2 separate regions of the Homo sapiens genome follow, and region 2 is linked to region 1. A link is an interaction called in ENCODE POLR2A ChIA-PET data of the cell type or tissue named here. Cell type or tissue: OCI-LY7. All regions are shown on one strand. Each heading gives the region's core, and the rest is flanking DNA. Links, peaks and the distances in the headings are about the cores only. Region 1 overlaps KAT2B (lysine acetyltransferase 2B). Region 2 has its middle 7.0 kb from the start of SGO1.

What was found. Peaks named below come from ENCODE experiments on the same cell type or tissue, not always from the same donor. Only the 100,000 strongest peaks of a DNase experiment are listed, where the experiment ranks them.
Region 2: POLR2A ChIA-PET joins it to region 1 with 6 read pairs; 19 of 35 experiments call an interaction of 5 or more read pairs at or near these places.

Annotation. Positions count from the first base shown.
Region 1 is chr3:20,050,621-20,060,453 of GRCh38, reverse strand. The region is part of intron 1 of KAT2B (lysine acetyltransferase 2B); the gene reads right to left. Among named protein-coding and RNA genes, the nearest start is that of KAT2B, 15 kb to the right of the region's middle. RefSeq lists enhancers at 1,372-1,541, 5,257-5,496. In OCI-LY7, for the core only: no CTCF peak of the experiment used is centred there; DNase peaks (open chromatin) are centred at 5,183 and 5,643; H3K4me3 peaks cover 1,950 bases; H3K27ac peaks cover 1,424 bases.
Region 2 is chr3:20,187,951-20,198,474 of GRCh38, reverse strand. It overlaps the pseudogene RNY4P22. Among named protein-coding and RNA genes, the nearest start is that of SGO1, 7.0 kb to the right of the region's middle. In OCI-LY7, for the core only: no CTCF peak of the experiment used is centred there; no DNase peak of the experiment used is centred there.

The DNA of each region.
Region 1 (9,833 bases), core at 4,043-8,042:
AATTTTGTATTTTTAGTAGAGACAGGGTTTCTCCCTGTTGGTCAGGTTGGTCTCAGACTCCCGACCTCAGGTGATCCGCCCGCCTTGGCCTCCCAAAGTACTGGGACTACAGGCGTGAGCCACCATGCCCAGCCCACAGTTTTTTAAGAAACAACAATTTTTTCAAAAAGTTAAACATAAATTTACCACATGACCCAGCAAATCCACTAAGTATCTACCCAAGAGAAACAGAAATATATCCATACTAAGACTTGCATGCAGATGCCTCAGCAACATTATTCATGATAGCCAAAAGGCAGAAATAATCTAAATGCCCATCAACTAGTTAACGCATAAGCAAAATGTGTTCTAGTCATATAACGGATTATTACTTGCAATGAAAGATAAAGAAGTGCTGACATATGCTACAACATGGATGTATCTCAAACACATTACACTCGGCATAAGAAGCCCATCATAAAAGGCCACATACTGTATACTTCCATTTACATGACCATCCAGAAAAGGCAAATTTATAGAGACAGAAAGATTAGTGGTCATCTGGGGTGGGGGGTAGGAACAGGGTTAACTGTAAATGGACCCAAGGATCCTTTGGAGGTGATGGAAATCTTCTAAAAGGTAGATTGTGGTGATGATTGTACAACTTGTCAATTTCTTAAAAATCATTGAATTGTACACTTAAAACTAGAGAATATTATGGTACCTAAATCATAACTCAGTAAAGTTTTTTTTGTTTTTGTTTTTGTTTTGAGATGGAGTCTCGCTCAGTCGCCCAGGCTGGAATGCAGTGGTACGATCTCGGCTCACCGCAAGCTCCACCTCCCAGGTTCACGCCATTCTCCTGCCTCAGCCTCCCAAGTAGCTGGGACTACAGGCGCCCGCCACCACACCTGGCTAATTTTTTGTATTTGTAGTAGAGGTGGGGTTTCACCGTGGTCTCGATCTCCTGACCTCGTGATCCACCTGCCTCGGCCTCCCAAAGTGCTGGGATTACAAGCGTGAGGCACCACGCCTGGCCTTTTTTTTTTTTTTTTTTTTTTTGAGACAGAGTCTCTGTCGCCCAGGCTGGAGTACAGTGGCATGATGATCTCAGCTCACTGCAACCTCCGCCTCCCAGGTTCAAGCGATTCTCCTGCCTCAGCCTCCCGAGTAGCTGGGACTACTAGACGCATGCCACCACGCCTGGCTAATTTTTGTATTTTTAGTAGAGACGGGGTTTCACCATGTTGGCCAGGCTGGTCTCGAACTCCCGACCTCAAGTGATCTGCCCACCTCAGCCTCCCAAAGTGCTGGGATTACAGGTGTGAGCCACATGCCCAGCAAGATATTTTAATAATATTTTTAAAAAACAACACCTGGAGTCCACTGTAAGCAGCTGGGATTGCCAGAAGTTTTCTCTTTGGAAATGAGCAGTTTGAATTATGCTGATGTAATTAGGAGTAGTGCTTCTCAAACTCCAATCTACTCAGGAATCACCTGGAGATCTCATCAAAATGAAGATTAAGATTCAGTGGGTGTCGGGTGGAACCTGAGATTCTACATTTCTAAAAGTTCCTGGGTGAAGACCACTCTTTGAGTAGCCAAGATTTGAAGAGATAAAGATGGTTTGACTTCAGCAACACCTTTCTCTTCTCCCTGAATTAACTTTAGCTTTTCATATACAGATTAAATGGTTCAGTAATCCTTCCCTGGGACACAAGCCCTTTTTCTTCCTCCACTGTGTGACAATCCTTCCAGTTCACACAGTTGTACATGGAAGGCCAGCAGAAGATACCATAATGCTATGACTTCAAGCTGGGATTTTTAAACTATGGGAACTTTAAAAATCTGACACAAGTGAAAAGAGGAAAGTATACAGGGTGGGGATCAGGGTTCCCTCAGGAGAACAAAACTGCCTGGGATTGAGATAGAAATAGAATTGTAAGAGAGAAAAGATAACTAGTGAGGTAATTCACTATCAGAAGCATCTCTGAAAACCTTTTTTTTTTTTTTTTTTTTTTGAGACAGAGTCTCGCTCGTTGCCCAGGCTACGGTGCAGTGGCGCAATCTCGGCTCACTGCAATGTCCGCCTCCCAGGTTCAAGCAATTCTCCTGCCTCAGCCTCCCGAGTAGCTGAGATTATTGCCCACCAACACACCCAGCTAATTTTTGTATTTTTAATAGAGACGGGGTTTCACCATGTTGGCCAGGCTGGTCTTGAACTCCTGACCTCAGGTGATCTGCCTGCCGTGGCCTCCCAAAGTGCTGAGATTACAGGCGTGAGCCACCGCACCTGGCTGAATACCTTAATTTATGAGTGCCATTTTGGTCTGTGAAGCCACAAGGAATCAAAAAAACAAATATTAAAGAGTGGTCAAGGCTACAGAAAGAGAGTGGAAAGCATATCATGAGGAAATGACCCAAGACAAAACAACCCAGGTATAAATAAACACCTCATTCAAATTCTTCTCATCTATGCTCTCCATGGTTACTCCAAAATCAAATCAACAGAAAATCTTCATGACATCCCTGTCTGGAAGAAATCCTTGTGTTTATGCTGGAGTTGAATAAGAAACTGCCCTCCCTTTGCTAAATATTATAATTAGGTCCCGCTGACTGAAAGGTCTGGAACCCCCTTGGCAGGCTCTCTGAAGATGCTGGAATGGCTCCAGTTGTTACCAAATAGCCTAGGGGTTGGCCAGACCCTTCATTACATCCGAGTGACCTCTCCAGGAGCAAACCTAAGCATGCATTACCCCTGAAAAGGCCTCAGGAGGTCCTGGGTGACACTGGGGCCTAGAAACTAGTACCCTGGAATGCTAAATCCAAGACAATTTCTTTCCATTTAATACACACACACAGAATTTATCAGAAATTATCTGTCAAAATGCCAGAGCAGTCAGCTCAGACTTCGACACAGTGGAAAGATCTGTCAAACTGCTTGGCTAACATTGAGCAGTTCAGACAACCAGCTGACTAATAGAATTTTTCACCCTTCCGCCTGTTGTTTTGGCACCAAATCAACCAGGATGAGCAAAATAAGTAGTGCCTTATACGTTGTTTCCTTGGACAGCTCACGTTCTCATGGTATCAGTCATTATCTGAGATGATGACTCTCACATCCACATAACCAGCCCAACCTGTAAAGCAGAACTTCCAGCCCTCATTTCTAACTGCTTACATCCAGCATTTCTGCCCAGTCAGTTTTACAAAAAGGCTTGCCCTCCATCCCAATACTCCCTTTTCAACTACCCTATTCCCTTTGTTGGCACTGTCCTTCTCCCAGCTCCTAAGGTTAATCTGCACTCAATGCCCTCATCCAGGCCACCTGATTCTTCTTTCAAACTCTGTCAGATCTATACCTTCTCCATTCTCATTGCCAGGGCCCCAGTTCAGGCCCTTATCAGCCAACTAGAAGAAATACTTCCTCCCCTCTTCCAATACATTCCCACTCCCAACCTTCCTCCTAATACCAGCTCACATCACTGTACTCTAAAATGCCACTTAAGAACGTCAAGCATTTGTGTTTACTACTTTCCAAGGCAATTGCAGTCCAAATCATGTTATGTTCCCCTCCCAACAACCCTGTAGGACAAGTAATTCAATGCTTAGAGAAGGGGTGTGGCTTGCCTGAGTTCACTCAGCTGGCAAAGAACAAGAAGCCAACATCAAAACCTAGAACTCCTCTGTGGCATTCTAAAATACCTTGTGCCTCCTCCTTCTTAAAAGGCAAGGACACTATTATCAAATGGATTCAGTCCAAAATTTTCTACCTGAAATTCAAGACCTTCTATCAACTCATTTCTTCCTAACCTAGCAGACCCTATGTCCCAGTTTCTCTTTGACCATATTTCTCTTTTCCTCCAAGTTGGTTAGCCTCTTTATTAAAAACAATAATTATTATTTAGCATTGTTTTAATTGTAACAGTAACTGACATCTATGAGGCATTCAGAATGTCCCAGATTCTATACCAAGTTACTAAATACATTATTTCATTTTATCCTCAAAATAGCATTTGTCTATTAACAGACATATCTAATGTATCACCTCCAACAAAGAACTCTTTATTCTTACCCAAACCTGCTTCTCCTATGGTATTCTCTATCTTGGTAAATGGAACTACCATCCATTCAGTTGCTCAGGCCAAAAACCTGGACATTATCCTTCATTTCTGTCTTTTCATCACCACCTCCCTTGTAACAAATTAAGTCCTGTTGCCTCTACCCTTACAATATAGCCCAAACTAATTCTCACCCCTCCATTCCTGCTACCCTAGCCCAAGACACCATCTACTCATACCTAGACTATAATAACTTCCAACTGGCCCTCTTTATCTACTGTTTCTCTCATATACTTTATTCTTCTCAGAGCAGCCAGAGGGGTCACTTCAAACCGGAAATCTAATTTGAATTCACTGGAAACAGCCCAGATGTCCATAACAAGTCAACAGATAAACAAACTAGTACGTCCATACAGCAGAATACTCCTCAGCAATAAATAGAAATTAACTACCAATGCATCCAACACCACGGATTAATCTCAAAAATATACTGAGTGAAAGAACAGTATGTACTATGTGGTAACATTTATATGAAAAATAGCTAAATTAACTTAAAGTGACACAAATCAGATCAGTGCTTGCTTCCAAGGGAGAGAGACTTGAATGGCAAGGAGCAGGCAGAAATTTTCTAGGGGGATGGAAAAGTTCTGTCTTGATACGTATTTGTTGAAACGTATCAGAACTAAAGATCTTGACATCACTGTGTAAAAATTATATGTTGGCAATCTGGCCCCCATTTATCCCTTCCACCTAATCTCCTACACTCATACCCCCCACCCCACCCACCTCCATCTAGCCACACAGGTCTCCTGACAGGCCTCACACACGACAAGCCACTTCTGGCCCCAGAGTCTTTGCACGGCACCCTCTTCCTCACTTCTTATCATGCAGGCCTCGGTCCGTGTCCCTTCTGCAGAAGGATTTCCTGGGCATGTATCTAGAGGAATTCCCCAGGCATTCTCATTTAATTCTCTGTTTTCATTCTCTGCGAGGCACTTACCACTTTCTGTTATTTTCTGGCTTATTGTCTGCTTCTGCTACCAGAAAGCAAGCTCTGCAAGAATAAGGACCCATCTGTCACTGTATCACCAGCATCTAAATCAACACCTGGCACATTAAATAACAATTTGTTGAGTAAACGGAAAAAGTTGACATATATCACTGTCTCCACATTACAGCTGCGAAATCTGAGGCTTGTAAAGCATAAGTAACCTCCCCATAGTCACACATCAGGGTTCAAACCCAGGCAGTCTGGTGCCCAGGTCCATGTTCTAAACTACTCTCACGTCTGGCTCACAACAGTTTTGCTTCTCTGCTTGGTTTTACTCTGTTCCCTCTATCTGGGCTGGGTCTCTCTCCCACCCTTTCACCTCCCCCTGGCTCACAATGGTTTCTCTCTGCATTGACTTCATGCTTGATTATTCATTTTAATTTTTCTTTCACTTAATATCTGTCTCCTCAACAAGAAAAGGGCTCCTTGTGGCTTTTGCTTCCTTTTGCACATGTAGCAGAGAAGTGGCCACAGGCCCCTAACCGGTGCTCACAGATGTGTTCCTTTCGAGGTGGGATGAGTCAGGTAGTCCTGTGAGTATGTGCCAATCCTGGGTTACATGACTCACTTCATTATTTCAAAGTATGCTGACCTTGGCATCTTTGGCATTCTGCCATCTAGTTTCAACACCAGCTTGTCAGAGCTGATGCAAATTGGCACTGCCACCATCAATCACTATGATATTACTCAGGTCTCATCCTTGTACTTCTGGAACCTCCTGCATACCACACAAACCTCGCAAAAAGCTGCACAAGCCAAGAGTACACAACGCATGGGGACTGATTAGGATGGCATGGAATTTAATGGAAGCAACCCCATACAACTTGCCCTGAGGTTACTGACAAGATTACCCTAAACCTCCTCCTGATATTAGGTGATGTATTGTTCCAAGTGGACCATTAGAGACATTATTCACACTTTTTTCCAAAATAAATGCATCCATCTCCTTCACATCTGTAATCAATCCCAGCACTTTGGAAGGCCGATGAGGGTGGATCACGAGGTCAGGAATTCAAGACCAGCCTGGCCAAGATGGTAAAACCCCGTCTCTACTAAAGATACAAAAATTAGCTGCGTATGGTGGCAGACCCCTGTAATCCCAGCTACTCAGGAGGCTGAGGCAGAGAATTGCTTGAACCCAGGAGGCGGAGATTGCAGTGAGCCAAGATCGCGCCACTGCACTGCAGCCTAGGTGACAGAGCGAGACACCGTCTCAAAAAAAAAACAAAAAAACAAAAAACAAAAACAAAAAAAAATAAGTCTAAAGCCGGACACAATGGCTCATGCCTGTAATCCCAGCACTTTGGGAGGCCGAGGAGGATGGATCACTTGAGGTCAGGAGTTTGAGACCAGCCTTGCCAACATGGCGAGACCCCATCTCTACTAAAAATACAAAAATTAGCTCGGTGTGGTGGTACATGCCTGTAATCTCAGCTACTTGGGAGACTGAGGCAGGAGAATCACTTGAACCTGGAGATGGAAGTCGCGGTGAGCTGAGATCATGCCACTGCACTCCAGCCTGGGCTACAGAGTGAGACTCCATCTCAAAAAAATAAAATAAAATAAAAATAAATAAAAAATAAGCCTAAATGGTAAAGGAACAATTAAAGAAAGTCTATTGTAGACTTTAAAGTGGGCCACAAAGTAACAAAAAATATAAATAGTAGTTTAAAGAATGCCTTCATATACAATTGATTTTTAAGTTTACTAATATAATACAGACTTCTAGAATATATGCTAAAACTTTGTCTCACTTTGTAGCTTTTAACTCACTGATCTCATAACACTCATATACCTTCCTGAGTTTTTTTGTTTTGTCTTGTTTTTTGAGACAGGGTCTCACTCTGTCACCCAAACTACAGTGCAGCAGCACACTCACGGCTCACCACAGCCTCGACCTCCTGGACTCAAGTGATCCTCCTGCTTCAGCCTCCTGAGTAGCTAGGACTACAGACATGTGCCACCATGCCCAGCTAATTTTTGTATTTTTATAGAGATGGGGTCTCATTATGTTGCCCAGGCTGGTCTCAAACCCTTGAGCTCAAGCAATCTGCCCACCTTGGCCACCCAAAAGTAGGATCCCACACCTGGGATTACAGGCGTGAGCCACATTCCTGGCCTTAAGAATTTAATTGTAACTTGCAGAAGAGGAAACAGTGGTTGGAGAGGATTAAAATATAGGTGATTCCTCTTTGCTTGATTTGTAGGAGACGTTCAGGCCATAAGATAACTGTTGCTTGTCATCAAGTCTGCCATGAACCAAGGGGAAACACACTTAACTATGAGTAAGTGTTGTTCCAGCTCCAGCTGGAGGCTGCCCTGCTGCAGACCACAAAGCTAGCTACTAAACCTCCCTGCACCTTAGTTTCCTCATCTTTCTTTTTTGAAGACGGAGTCTAGCTCTTGTCGCCCAGGCTGGAGTGCAGTGGCGCAATCTCAGCTCACCGCAACCTCCGCCTCCTGGGTTCAAGTGATTCTCCTGCCTCAGCCTCCCGAATAGCTGGGATTACAGGCACCTGCCACCACACCTGGCTAATTTTCGTCTTTTTGTTTTTTTAGTAGACATGGGGTTTCACCATGTTGGCCAGCCTGGTCTCAAACTCCCGACCTCAGGTGATGTGACCACCTCAGCCTCCTAAAGTGCTGGGATTACAGGCATGAGCCACCGTGCCCGGCCTCTTTTTCTCTCTTTTTTTTTTTTCTTTTTTTTAAGAGATGGGGTCTCTCTCCGTAGCCTAGGCTGGATCACCAACTCAGCCTCCTAAAGTGCTGGGATTACAGGCATGAGCCACCATGCCTGGCCATCTTTACAATACAGTTTCCTTTCCACCAATCTCACAAAGCCTGTGAATATCAAATTACCAATTTATTCAACAAATATTTATCAAGTGCCTACTATGTGCAAGGTATGATCCACCCGAGATATGAATTTAATGGAAAATTTAATGGAATTTAATCCCCAGTACAACTTGTCTGTTTCTCCTATGGGCTGAGGCCTTATGGGCTCCATGAACCCAAATCTCCGCTTCATGGAGCTTCTATTGTCATAAGGAAAACAGATAGGAAATCATTTTTTAAAACATAATTTCCAAATATTAAGAAGTGCAGTAAAGGAAAACAAAACAAGATAAGATTATAGAGTGATAGATGGGGTGCTGCTACTTTAGACCGGAGAGTCAGGAAGGCTTCTCTGAGAAGCTGGCATTTAAGAACAGACTGGAATGAGGCTTTGAGAACAAGATACAGAGATACATGGCAGAGAAAAGTGTGCAAAGCAGCAGGTAACCACATGCACAATTAGATGCTAGAGATGAATGTGATTCAAAATTATAAAAGACTTGATTCCATTTCAATTATAACTAGGTGATAAATTATCTTAAGAAGTTTGAACAGGAGGTACCTGAGCAGAAATCTTCCAAAGCAGCCCATGGAATTTAATGTTAAATGAATAAATAAATGGCAATAGATATAACACCCCATGTGTGCAAACACACAATCTTTAAGTAAATTCCCATTTTGTTAAATATACCAATTACGGAAAAGACTAATTTATAAGTGGATGGTTCAAATGAATCAGCCATTAAATAACGAGCTCATCATATATTCAATACTACTTTTCAGGGACAGTTGTTATGAAAAATCTTTGTGGAGCTGTAGAGTAATCTTTGCTTCTCACTGTCATTCCTGGGGAGAGGGTGGCATTTAATGGCCTCAGCAAGTAGTTCTAGAGAACACAGGACTGAATGTTCTCTTTCCAACATCTCTATCAACTAGGCCCACATAAGAAAGGTGGCATTGCCCACTGGAGCTTTATGTACTGGGCTCTGCCAGCCTTTTAGGAAAGCTGCCATCACTCTCAACATGTATGGTTCTGCATGGCTCACCGACTACAACGTATAGCAACTCTAGTCATCTTCCAGAACCAGGGACAAGTGGCAACAGGATTTCACATGAATATTTACCAGTAAGGACTCACCAATACGGACTCCAGGGGAGAAGGAGCTATGCAGGCTAGACATACTACCAGCAGTGACATCATCAGCCCACATGCACCCACCTCCTTATCATTCTACCTCTCTTCCTTTCATATTCCTTATCTACATCTACTTGGCCAAGTACCCCTCCTTGATTTGTTTTTTTTGTTTGGGTTTTTTTTTTTTTTTGAGACAGAGTATTGCTCTGTCACCCAGGCTACAGTACAGTGGTGTGATCTTGGCTCACTGCAACCTCTGCCTCCTGGGTTCAAGCCATCCTCATGCCTCAGCCTCCCAAGAAGCTGGGACTACAGGTGTGTGCCACCATGCCCAGCTAATTTTTGTATTTTAGTAGAAACAAGGTTTTGTCATGTTGGCCAGGCTGGTCTTGATTTCTTGGCCTCAAGCGATCTGCCCACCTCGGCCTCTCAAAGTGCTGGGATTATAGGCATGAGCCACCATACCCGGCCACCTCCTTGATTTCTTATCCACATTCCTGCCCTCCTGGGTTCTTCCAAATATGACTATCAAATTCCCATCCTTTCTTTCAAAAGCTTAGTTAAAGATTCATCCCATAGAATGGCATGACCCCAGGAGGCAGATCCTGCAGTGAGCCGAGATCATGCCACTGCACTCCAGTCTGGGTGACAGAGCGAGACTCCGTCTCAAAAAAAAAAAAAAAAGATTCATCCCATGAGGTTGTCCACATCCAATGACTTCCTCCTGAAAATTGCTGGCAATGTTTTAATTTTTTAATTTAAAAACATG
Region 2 (10,524 bases), core at 5,096-9,095, 140 kb before region 1:
AATCCATCAAATTTCTAGAACAAATCACAAGTGGAATTATTTATAATATTAGAGGGGAAAGGTCTTTATGAGCAGAAACCCAGAAACACAAATCCAGAAGCACAAAAATGAAAGATTGATACAACCAATACATAAATATTTAAAACTGCTACATGGCAAAAATACCATAAACAAAGTCCAACACAACTAATGGGAAAAATTATTTGTAATGTACATGGATGTCAGACAAATAGCTAATTTCTTTAATTTACTAAGAGCTAGTAAAAAAGTAAATAAGAAAAAGACAAACAGTCCACTTTTAAATCAGCAGAGACATACACAAGCAGTTTAAAGGAAAATAAAAGGACAGCTTGAATCAACTTAAATTGAGATTTTTCCCAATGGCACTCCAGGCCCTGTAGCCCTCTCAGGTGGTGGTAGATTCATTCCTTGCACCTTTGGACTTCCTCCAGGCCATTACTCCTCCCCTTACCTTTTCCTGTTTATAACTCTTTCAAGTCACTCCCCACATTCAGCTGTGACTTGTCAAGTGACTCACCGTCAATCCCTGCCATAAATGCCAGGGTACCTCAGTGTCCATATAGGCAAGCAATCAAATAAATGACCTCCTAGATCCTTGTCTTCTTCATCTCCAATGTCCTTGATTTTACCCTCGCCACCCACTCCGATGGGACACCTTGAACTTTTCATTTTCTGTAACTGCTCTTCAAACAACCCAGGCTCCTCTAATAAGAGTCTTTCCTTCTAATTTGTATTGTTAACTTTATCAGAACTTCAAGTTTATGAATACTTCTATTTTCTTTCAAGCCATTAGTCTTAACCACCCATCAGCTTTGTTTTTTTTTTTACTTGCTTACTTACCTATCTTAAATTCCATGAACGATTATTTTAGTAATATTCTTGCCAGTACCCTAAAATTACCCTCTATCCTTCTCTCCTAGGCCTGCATCAACCCAGGTACTTTGTTTTTTTTTTTATGCCTACAATCTACCACCAAGCATTAATGGAGGAAGCAATTGGGTCTCATTTTATATTAATAAATAATGGTTCTCTCTACCTATAGTCACATCTCAGGCCACTTGTTATTATTTCAGAGAAGACTTCCCAGATCCCCCTGGCTAAGTTGTCACCCTGTTATGTATGCTCTCGCAGTACTGTGTTCCTCTTTTTCATCACATTTATCAGAATTATAGTTTTACATTTATCTTACATTCTCGGATAAACATCTGTCTTCACCACGGGACTATAAGGCCCATGAAGATGACACCAGCTGGGAAGAAGATTTTCACTTTTCATTTTATTCTATTTTGTACTGTTTGAATATTGTAGCCATCTATTAAAGGATTTTTTTAGAGGTAAAATCATGACTCATACAAATTAAAATGAATTGATGTCAGAATTTGATTTAACTCATCAATTATTGAGAAAATCAGTAAGATGTTATAACCAGTTCAAAGGAGAATTTGAAGAATCACATGAATATGGAAAATCAGGAATACTAAAATGAATTTGTAAATAGCTGAAAAATAGATCTATCCTCAGGACAACAATTAATTGAATTCTACTGGACACAATCATCTGCATTTCTATGGACAAAAAAATCATTTGCATTATTCCCTATTTTCTACAATATATAAAGTTGTAAAATAGCTCCAAAACAATGAGAAGCTGAGATAAGCTGGAAGACCACACTCGAGATGACACATAGTAATATTTTTTAACTACTTTAAACTTTTTCACAATTTTTCTTGCTAAATCTATGTATGTTTATTATATGCTAATAGGTAAGTAAATTATTACCTAATTTTTAATAATGTCAGCAAAAGCTATCTACATAGAGGATTATGGTATACCCTTCTATAAGTGTTTATATACCAGAAAACTCATAAATTTAAAGAATTAATTAGATCATTTGTGTCTTTATTTACTTCTTATTTTACATTAAGCATAATATACTACAACATACGATTACTTGTATAAGTTATTGGTCCACCTAAAATTATTCCTCCCTACCAAATTTGCACTTACATATGCCATTGTGATAAAGCAATTGGTAGAAATCAAAATCAGTACTATACATTAAAACAGTGCTAGGTGTATATTTAGAATTAACACCATAACTATTATATGCCTGTTGTTTACTTTTAAAGACAAGAATTATCTATACCCACACAATGCTCTTAATTTGCCTAGCAATGATTACTCCAGTGTTCCCCTTCAGATGGAAAAAAAAAATTCAAAAGGTTACTACCCACAATTTGAATAAAGAAAAGGAAAAGTAGCAATTTCCACAGACTATTATTCTTAATTAAAATTTTTATTGAGCTAATTTTAGATTCTCATATAGCTGTAAAAAATAATACAAAGAAATCCCTCTCACACTTTGCCCAATTTACCCTGTTGGTAACATTTTGCAAAACTATCATATAATATCATATCCAGGATATTGACATTGAAATCTTAGTCAGATTTCCTCAGTTTGACTAGCATTCATCTGTTTTGTGTATTTTGTGTATGTGTGTGTGTGTGTTAAGTTATATTATTGCCTGTGTAAGCTTATATATCCACTACCACAGTGGAGATAAAACACAAGGGTCTAAATGTAAGAAGTAAAACTATAAAACTCTTAAAAGAAAATATAGATATAAATCTTTGCAACCTTGTATTAGTCAATGATTTCTGAGAGATGACATTAAAACCACAAGGAACAGCAAATAAATAAATCAGTAGTAATTGAGAATTAAATTTTCAATAAAGTTATGGAAATTTAAAATTTTGTGCTTCAAAGTACTCCATTAAGAAAGTGAAAGAACCAGGCATGTGGTTTGAGCCTATAATTCCAGCTACTTAGGAGGCTGAGGTGGGAGGATACCTTGAAGCCAGGACTTTAAGCAACAGAGGGAGACTCTGACTCTAAAACAAAACAAAACAAAAAAGGTTGGGCACGGTGGCTCACGCCTGTAATCCCAGCGCTTTGGAAGGCTGAGGCGGAGAGATCACCTGAGGTCAGGAGTTCGAGACCAGCCTGGCCAACATGGCAAAACTCCGTCTCTACGGAAAATACAAAAATTAGCCAGGCATGGTGGTGCATGCCTGTAATCCCAGCTACTTGGGATGCTGAGGCAGGAGAATCGCTTGAATCCAAAGTGGGGGCAGAAGTTGCAGTGAGCCAGGATTGTGCCACTGCACTTCAGCCTGGGCGACAAGAGTGAAACTCCACCCCAGAAAAAAAAAAAAGAAAGAAAGGAAGTGAAAGGACAACCCACAGAATGGGAAAAAATTTTTGTAAATCATTTATCTGGTAAAGGATTTTTATTTAAAATATGTAAAGAACGCTTACAACTCAATAATAAAGACAACCCAATTTTTAAAAATGAGCAAACTGTCTCATAGACATTCCTCCAGATAAGATATACAAATGACTCATAAGTACATGAAAAGATGCTTGATATCATTAACCATCAGAGAAATGCAAATGAAATCCACAGTGAGATACCATTCATACCCACTAGGATGGCTAGAATCAAGAAGAAAGATAATGACAAGTGTTGGTGCGTAAACAGAGAAATTGGAACCCTCATGTACTGCTGGTGGGAAAGTAAAATGGTGCAGCTGCTTGGGAAAGCAATCTGGCAATTCCTCAGATGATTAAACATAGAGTTACTATGTGACCCAGCAACTCCATTCTTAATATATATCCAAGAGAAATGAGAATATATGTCCATACAAAAACCTGTACACAATTGTTCATAGATGCATTATTCATAATAGTTAAAAAGAAAAAAACAAGCTAAATATCCATTAGCATATAAATGGATAAATACAAAGTGGCAGAAAAATACAATGGCATATTTCATTGGACAATACAAGGGAATGAAATATGGTTATGTGATACATTATAGATAAACCTTAAAATCATTATGCTAAGTGAAAGAAGCCAGTCACAAAAGCCCAAATATTCCATGATTACATTTATATGAAATGTATCAAGTAGGCAAATCTAGAGAGAGAAAGTAGACTAGTGCTGTAGAGGGAGAAATAGGGAATTACTGCTAATACTTACAGGATTTCTTTTTGAGGTGGTGGAAATTTTCTAAAATTGATTGGAAGAATGGTTGCAAATATCTGTGAATATACAAAAAAAATTGAATTATACACTTTAAATTGGTGAATTTTATGGTATGTGAATTATATCTCAATTAATCTGTTATTTATTTTTTAGAGGTTGGGGGGAAACGGTATATCACAAGGATCCTTCAGGTTGCCCTAAATCATACCTACCTTCTTCCTACCACTCCCTATCTTTATTTCTATTCCATGGCAAACACTAGTCTGCCCTCCTTTCTAAAATTTTGTCATTTTAAAAATGTTATGCGGTCATATAAAAGAACAAGATCATGGCTTTTAAATGAACATGGATGGAGCTGGAGCCTATTATCCTTAGCAAATTAATGCAGCAACAGAAAACCTTATACCGCATGTTCTCAATTATAAGTGAGAGCTAAATGATGAGGACTCATGAACAGAAAGAGGGGAACAACAAACACTGAGGGGTACTGGGTTTACTACCTGGGTGAAGAAATAATCTGTGCAACAAACCCCTGTGACATGAGTTTACCTATGTAACAAACCTTCATATATACCCTCCAACCTAAAATAAAAGTTAAAAAAAAGAAGAAAAACTTATATAAATGAGATGATGACTGAAGGAATAAGTGAATATAATGAAAAAGCTCAGAAGTTGGTTTGCCTCTGAAACTGATGTAATAGTTCAAAGTGATTAAATTAATTCTCATTTATTTAAAGAAATCACCAGTAATTAAACCTATAGATAGCATAGGTCTCTAGATATGATGCACAGAAAGAGCAAACACCACTTTGTATTCCTGTCAAAAATGAATAACCTGAATCTAACTTCAAGGAAGCACTGGAGAAACCCAAACTGGGGGACATTCTACAAAATAACTGCCCCATACTTTTTTTTTTTTTTGAGACAATTTCATTCCCATTGCCAAAACTGGATTGCAATGGTGTGATCTTGGTTCACTGCAACATCTGCCTCCCAGGCTCAAGCGATTCTCCTGCCTCAGTTTCCCAAGCAGCTAGGACTGCAGGTGCATACCACTGTTGCCAGCTAGTTTTTGTATTTTTTTGTAGAGACAGGATTTTACCATGTTGCTCAAGCTGGTCTCGAACTCAACCTCAAGCAATCCACCTGCCTTGGCCTCCCAAAGTGACTGGCCTATACTCTTAAACACTGTTGATACCAAGAAAGATAAAAGAAAGATTTGATGATCAGATTAAAGAATAAAGAAATGTGACAACTGAATGTAATGCAATATCCTGAATTGGATCCCGGGCCAAAAAAAAAAAAAAAAAAAAAAAGCCATAAACAACATTACTGGGAAACTTGACAAAATTTAAAGACAAACTGTTGTTTAGGTAGGAATATCATATCTATGTTAAATTTCCTGATTTTGATCATTATATCGTAAAAAATATCTTTGCTCTTAGGGAACAAAGACTATATATTTATGGGTACAGGTACATAATGTCTACAACTTACTCTCAACTAATTCATGGGGAAAAAACTATGTTTAGGCTGGTCTGATGGTAGTGGGTTATCAGAACTTATTAATATTAGTGTCACTAAGGTTGATATATAACCCCCCACTAAATTTGACTGGCTTAAAAAAAACTATGTTTATATATAAAGAAATAAACATGATGAAATAAATGAGGCAAAACTTTCACAATAGGTTGTTTTGACTAAAAAAATAGTTCTTTTTACTCATGCAAGTATTTTCTCTTTCTTTCTTTTTTTTTTTTTTTGGAGACAAGAGTCTCGCTCTGTCTGGAGGGCAGTGGCTCAATCTCAGCTCACTGCAAACTCTGCCTCCCAGGTTCAAGTGATTCTCCTGCCTCAGCCTCCCAAGTAGCTGGGATTACAGGCGTGCACCACCACACCTGGCTAATTTTTGTATTTTTAGTAGAGACGGGATTTCACCATGTTGGCCAGGCTGGTCTCGAACTCCCGGCCTCAGGTGATCTGCCTGCCTCAGCCTCCCAAAGTGCTGGGATTACAGGTGTGAGCAAGTTTTTTCAAAGCTTATGATTTTATCAAAATAAAGTTACTCACCCCTGAAAAAAAAGTATTATATAAATGGAATCATACAGTATGTAACCTTTTGGGACTGACCCTTTTCACTCAATATAATTCCTAGGAGATTCATCCAAACTGTTTATGTATCAGTAGTTCATTCCTTTTTATTTATTTCCCTTGGTATGGATGTACCATACTCTCATTCCCTTTTTGAAGTACATCTGGGATTATTCCAGTTTTAAATTATTATCAATAAAGCCTGTACTTATGTCCAAGTTTTTGTGCAAACGTAAGTTTTTGTTTCTCTAAGGGAAAAAATCCCCAAGAGTGCAACTGCTGGGTTATATGGTAATCAAATATTTAGTTTGTTAAGAAACTGTCAATTGTTTTGCAGTTACTGTATCATTTTATATTCCCACCAGCAATGTCTGAGTGATCCAGTTTCTTTGCATCCTCACCAGCATTTGCTGTTGCCATTATTTTTTTATTTTAGCTATTCTGATAGATGTGTAGTGCTATCTCATTGTGGTTTTAATTTTCATTTCCCTGACGACTAACCATGTCAAAACATTTTTTTCACAGGCTTATCTGACATCGGGTTATCCTCTTTAGTAAAATTTCTGTGCATGTCTTTTCCACATTTTCTTTTTTTCTTTTTTTTTTTTTTTTGAGACGGACTCTTGCTCTGTTGCCAGGATGGAATGCAGTGGCATGATTTCGGCTCACTGCAACCTCCGCCTCCTGGGTTCAAGCAATTCTCATGCCTCAGCCTCCCTAGTAGCTGGAAATACAGGCACACACTGTGCCACACCCAGCTAATTTTTGTATATTTAGTAGACGGCGTTTCACCATGTTGGCCAGGATGATCTTGATCTCCTGACTTCGTGATCCGCCCGCCTGGGCCTCCCAAAGTGCTGGGATTACAGGCATGAGCCACTGTGCCCAGCCTTGCACATTTTCTAATTGGATTGTTTGCTTTTTCCCTGTTGAATTTGGATATTTATATACTTATTATAAAGACTAGTCCTTTGTTGGATAGGTGGTATGTTAGTTTCCTAGGGCTGCTATTACAAATTACCACAAGTGGGGTCACTTAAAACGAAAGAAATTTATTCTTTCACAGTTCTGAAGGCCAGACGTCCAAAGCCAAGGTGTCAGCAGGTGGTACTCCCTCTGGAGGCTCAGAACGAAATCCACTCCTTGCCTCTTCCAGTTTCTGGCAGCTGTCGGCATTCCTAGGTTTGTGACATCTTTCCCTCTGCTAGTCTTCACATCACCCTCTCTGTGCCTGGCTTGTGGCCTCATGACTATAATTTCTATCTTCATCTTCACATTGCCTTCTCTCCGTATGTGTTAAATTTCTCTCTGCCTTATTCTTACCAGGCTGCTTGAGATGGAACTAAACACTGATTTTGATCGTACTCGACTATTCTTATTGTCCTTTTAATGCTTATATCCCTTTTAATGATCCATAAGTGTTTACTGGTTCATGATATCAGCACATGACACAAAACCAAAATTAGCAACAAAATAACATAGCATCAATAATTTGTGTTTCTAGCATAAAGCCTTAACAAAAATGACATAACTCTGGTATGTGTGTATGTATCCCTTTTCCTCTGGGACTTACACTCACATTAGCCATCACAAAGACTTCCTCACATCTGTATGTGGTAGGCCTTTAGACATTTGAATGATTTGACAAAGGTCAAAGCAACATCAATAAATGTAAATGTATTTAAAGTATATAGTATCATGATTAAGGACACAGGCCCTGGAGTCAGATTGACAGCAAAGCTTGTACCTGGCTTCATGCTTACTAGATTCACCACATTACGCCTCTATTTCTTCATCTGAAAAAATAGGTTTATAAGCTTTATCACAAGGATAAAATGAGTTAATTCATATAAAGCACTAGTATTTTCCTGGCAGAAAGTATGCCCTCATTCAGTGTTAGCTGTTATAATTCAACTAATTGTTCACATGTCTCGCTATGCTAAGAGAAATGGGAACCACTAAAAAAAAAAAAAAAAAAAAAGACATGAATTCCACTATACAATAAATAATAGCCTTATGAAAGCAATACATATGCATATTTCTGAAAAACACAAATGAAACATAAAAACAGCATAAAGTGCTATCTATTCCTTGTAGTCTTCTGCCCACTTTATGCATGTACAAACTCTCCAAAGCCTGTCACTATTGAGCTGAAGAAAGTACTAAACTAATAAAAGCAGACGTCAAAAAAATACAGTCACAAAACATTTTGATGCCTTGCTGTATTTCAGTTTTGAAAATTTTGGTCACCAAATTACTAATTTTTGTATTGCTATTCAAGTTAATCCGCACCACATTCCATGATAACTATTGTATTAAACTTTCTCAAAAAATTTTTTTAAAATATTAATTCCAGAGAGGAGACACATTAATATATTTTTGATTGTCAAATAAACAGAGAGGAGTTTAATTTTTTTCTTTAAAAATAAGGAGATCACAAGAGAACATGAACCAGAAAGAAATAATAAAATACAAAATAATAATATTGATAAAAATTCAGGAGAAGTCCAAGCATGGTGGTTCATGCCTGTAATCCCAGCACTTTGGGACGCCAAGGCAGGAGAGTGGTTTGAGCCCAAGAGTTCGAGACAAGCCCAGGCAAAATAGCAAGACCCTGTCTCTACAGATTTTTTTTTTTTAATTAGCTGGACATAGCAATGCATGCCTATGGTCCCAGCTACTCAGAAGGCTGAGGTGGTAGGATCACTTGAGCCTGGGAAGTTGAGGCTGCAGCAAGCCATGATCGCACCACTACCCTCCAGCCTGGGCAGCAGAGTGACAAACCCTGTCAGAAAACAACCACCACCACCAAGAAGAAATCAGAAGAAGATATCAAGTCTGTGCAGGACTTCAGCTCCGTAAATAAAAATCATAAAATCTGCACATAGTAATAAATGTTAGGAACAAGGCAGTTAAAGATTAGTAACAAGCAGTTTTATTGGGATTTTAGGAACTTGCAGGGGAGAATGTGAGTGCTCATTATATTTTAAATACATCATAAAGTTAAAACCAATGAAAGTAGAAATAACATGCATTCACATTTTGAAAAACCTTGAAAGTAATGCAGCTACAAATATTCACTATCATTTGAGAGCAAGCTTTTTAAGAAGTTAAAATGATTTGAATTATACCATAACTATTCTAAACATCTATTAAATTAAACAAAGAATTTTCACTAATTGGTTACCCTTTCATAGGTTCTTCTCAGTTTGTCAGCTAGATGATGTGTTCCTACACTGTACTTTGCGATATAATTAAACCATGGATTATCTCTGAATTAGGCTGGGTACAACTGTGATATAACAAAAGGGAGAAGTCGCAGAACATAGTCCAGCTGTTAATAGCATGGACTTTGGAGCCAGGCTTCCTGGGTTCAAACTCCAGTCCACCATTTAGTACTCTTTGAAATATGCATATTTTTGTTCAAAAAGGAATATGTGCATTCTTCCTGGGAAGAGTTGTAGTTTCCACAAAATTTTAAAAGAGCTATTGATTCCAACAGTAATTCAGTTCCCTAAAATCAGCGGCAGTAGAACATTTTGATGTACAAAAGTTACTCATGCTAGGACTCTGGTGGTATTTTCCCTCACTGCCCCTAAATTCAGCCATTTCTATTCTTTAGGGCTCTATAATAAACACCTGATTTGAAGTCTGACCCATTTTTAAATTGGGAACGGGGAAGACACCCCTCAAAAAGTCAGAACCTCAAAGCCTTTGGTCAGGGCCAGCTATATAATCTGTGTGGGTCAATGTGAAATGAAAATATGATGCTCCTTGTTCAAAATCCAAGACAAAAACCTTCAGCTTACCGATAAGTAGAGAAAGACTGAAAAGAAAAGGAATTGTGGAATGTCTTATCTTTCCTTTTCCTTTCATGCCATCACTTTTAGTGTAAGTGGTTAGAAAATATAGTAACGTGGTTGGGCATGATGGCTTAGCCTGTAATCCCAGTTTGGAAGGCTGAGGCAGACAGATCACTTGAGCTCAGGAGTTTGAGACCAGCCTAGGCAACATGGCAAAACTCTGTCTCTACAAAAAAATACAAAAATTAGGGGGCGTAGTGGTGGGTCCCTGTAATCCCAGCTACCTGGGAGGCTGAGGCAGGAGAACTGCTTGAACCTGGGAGGCAGAGGTTGCAGTGAGCTAAGATGATGTCACTGCACTCCAACCTGGGAGACACAGCAAAACTCCGTCTCAAAGAAAATAATAATAATTTCAAGAGGGCAAGGGTGAGCCCTTCTGAGCACTTTGTACTTAGGTCCCTAACTACAAAATAAGTGGTTCATGGAGGCCATTTAGTGCGCATCCTGAACATTGTATGACATGGGGCAAGAAACAGTGACAGACACACACATTGCATGAAT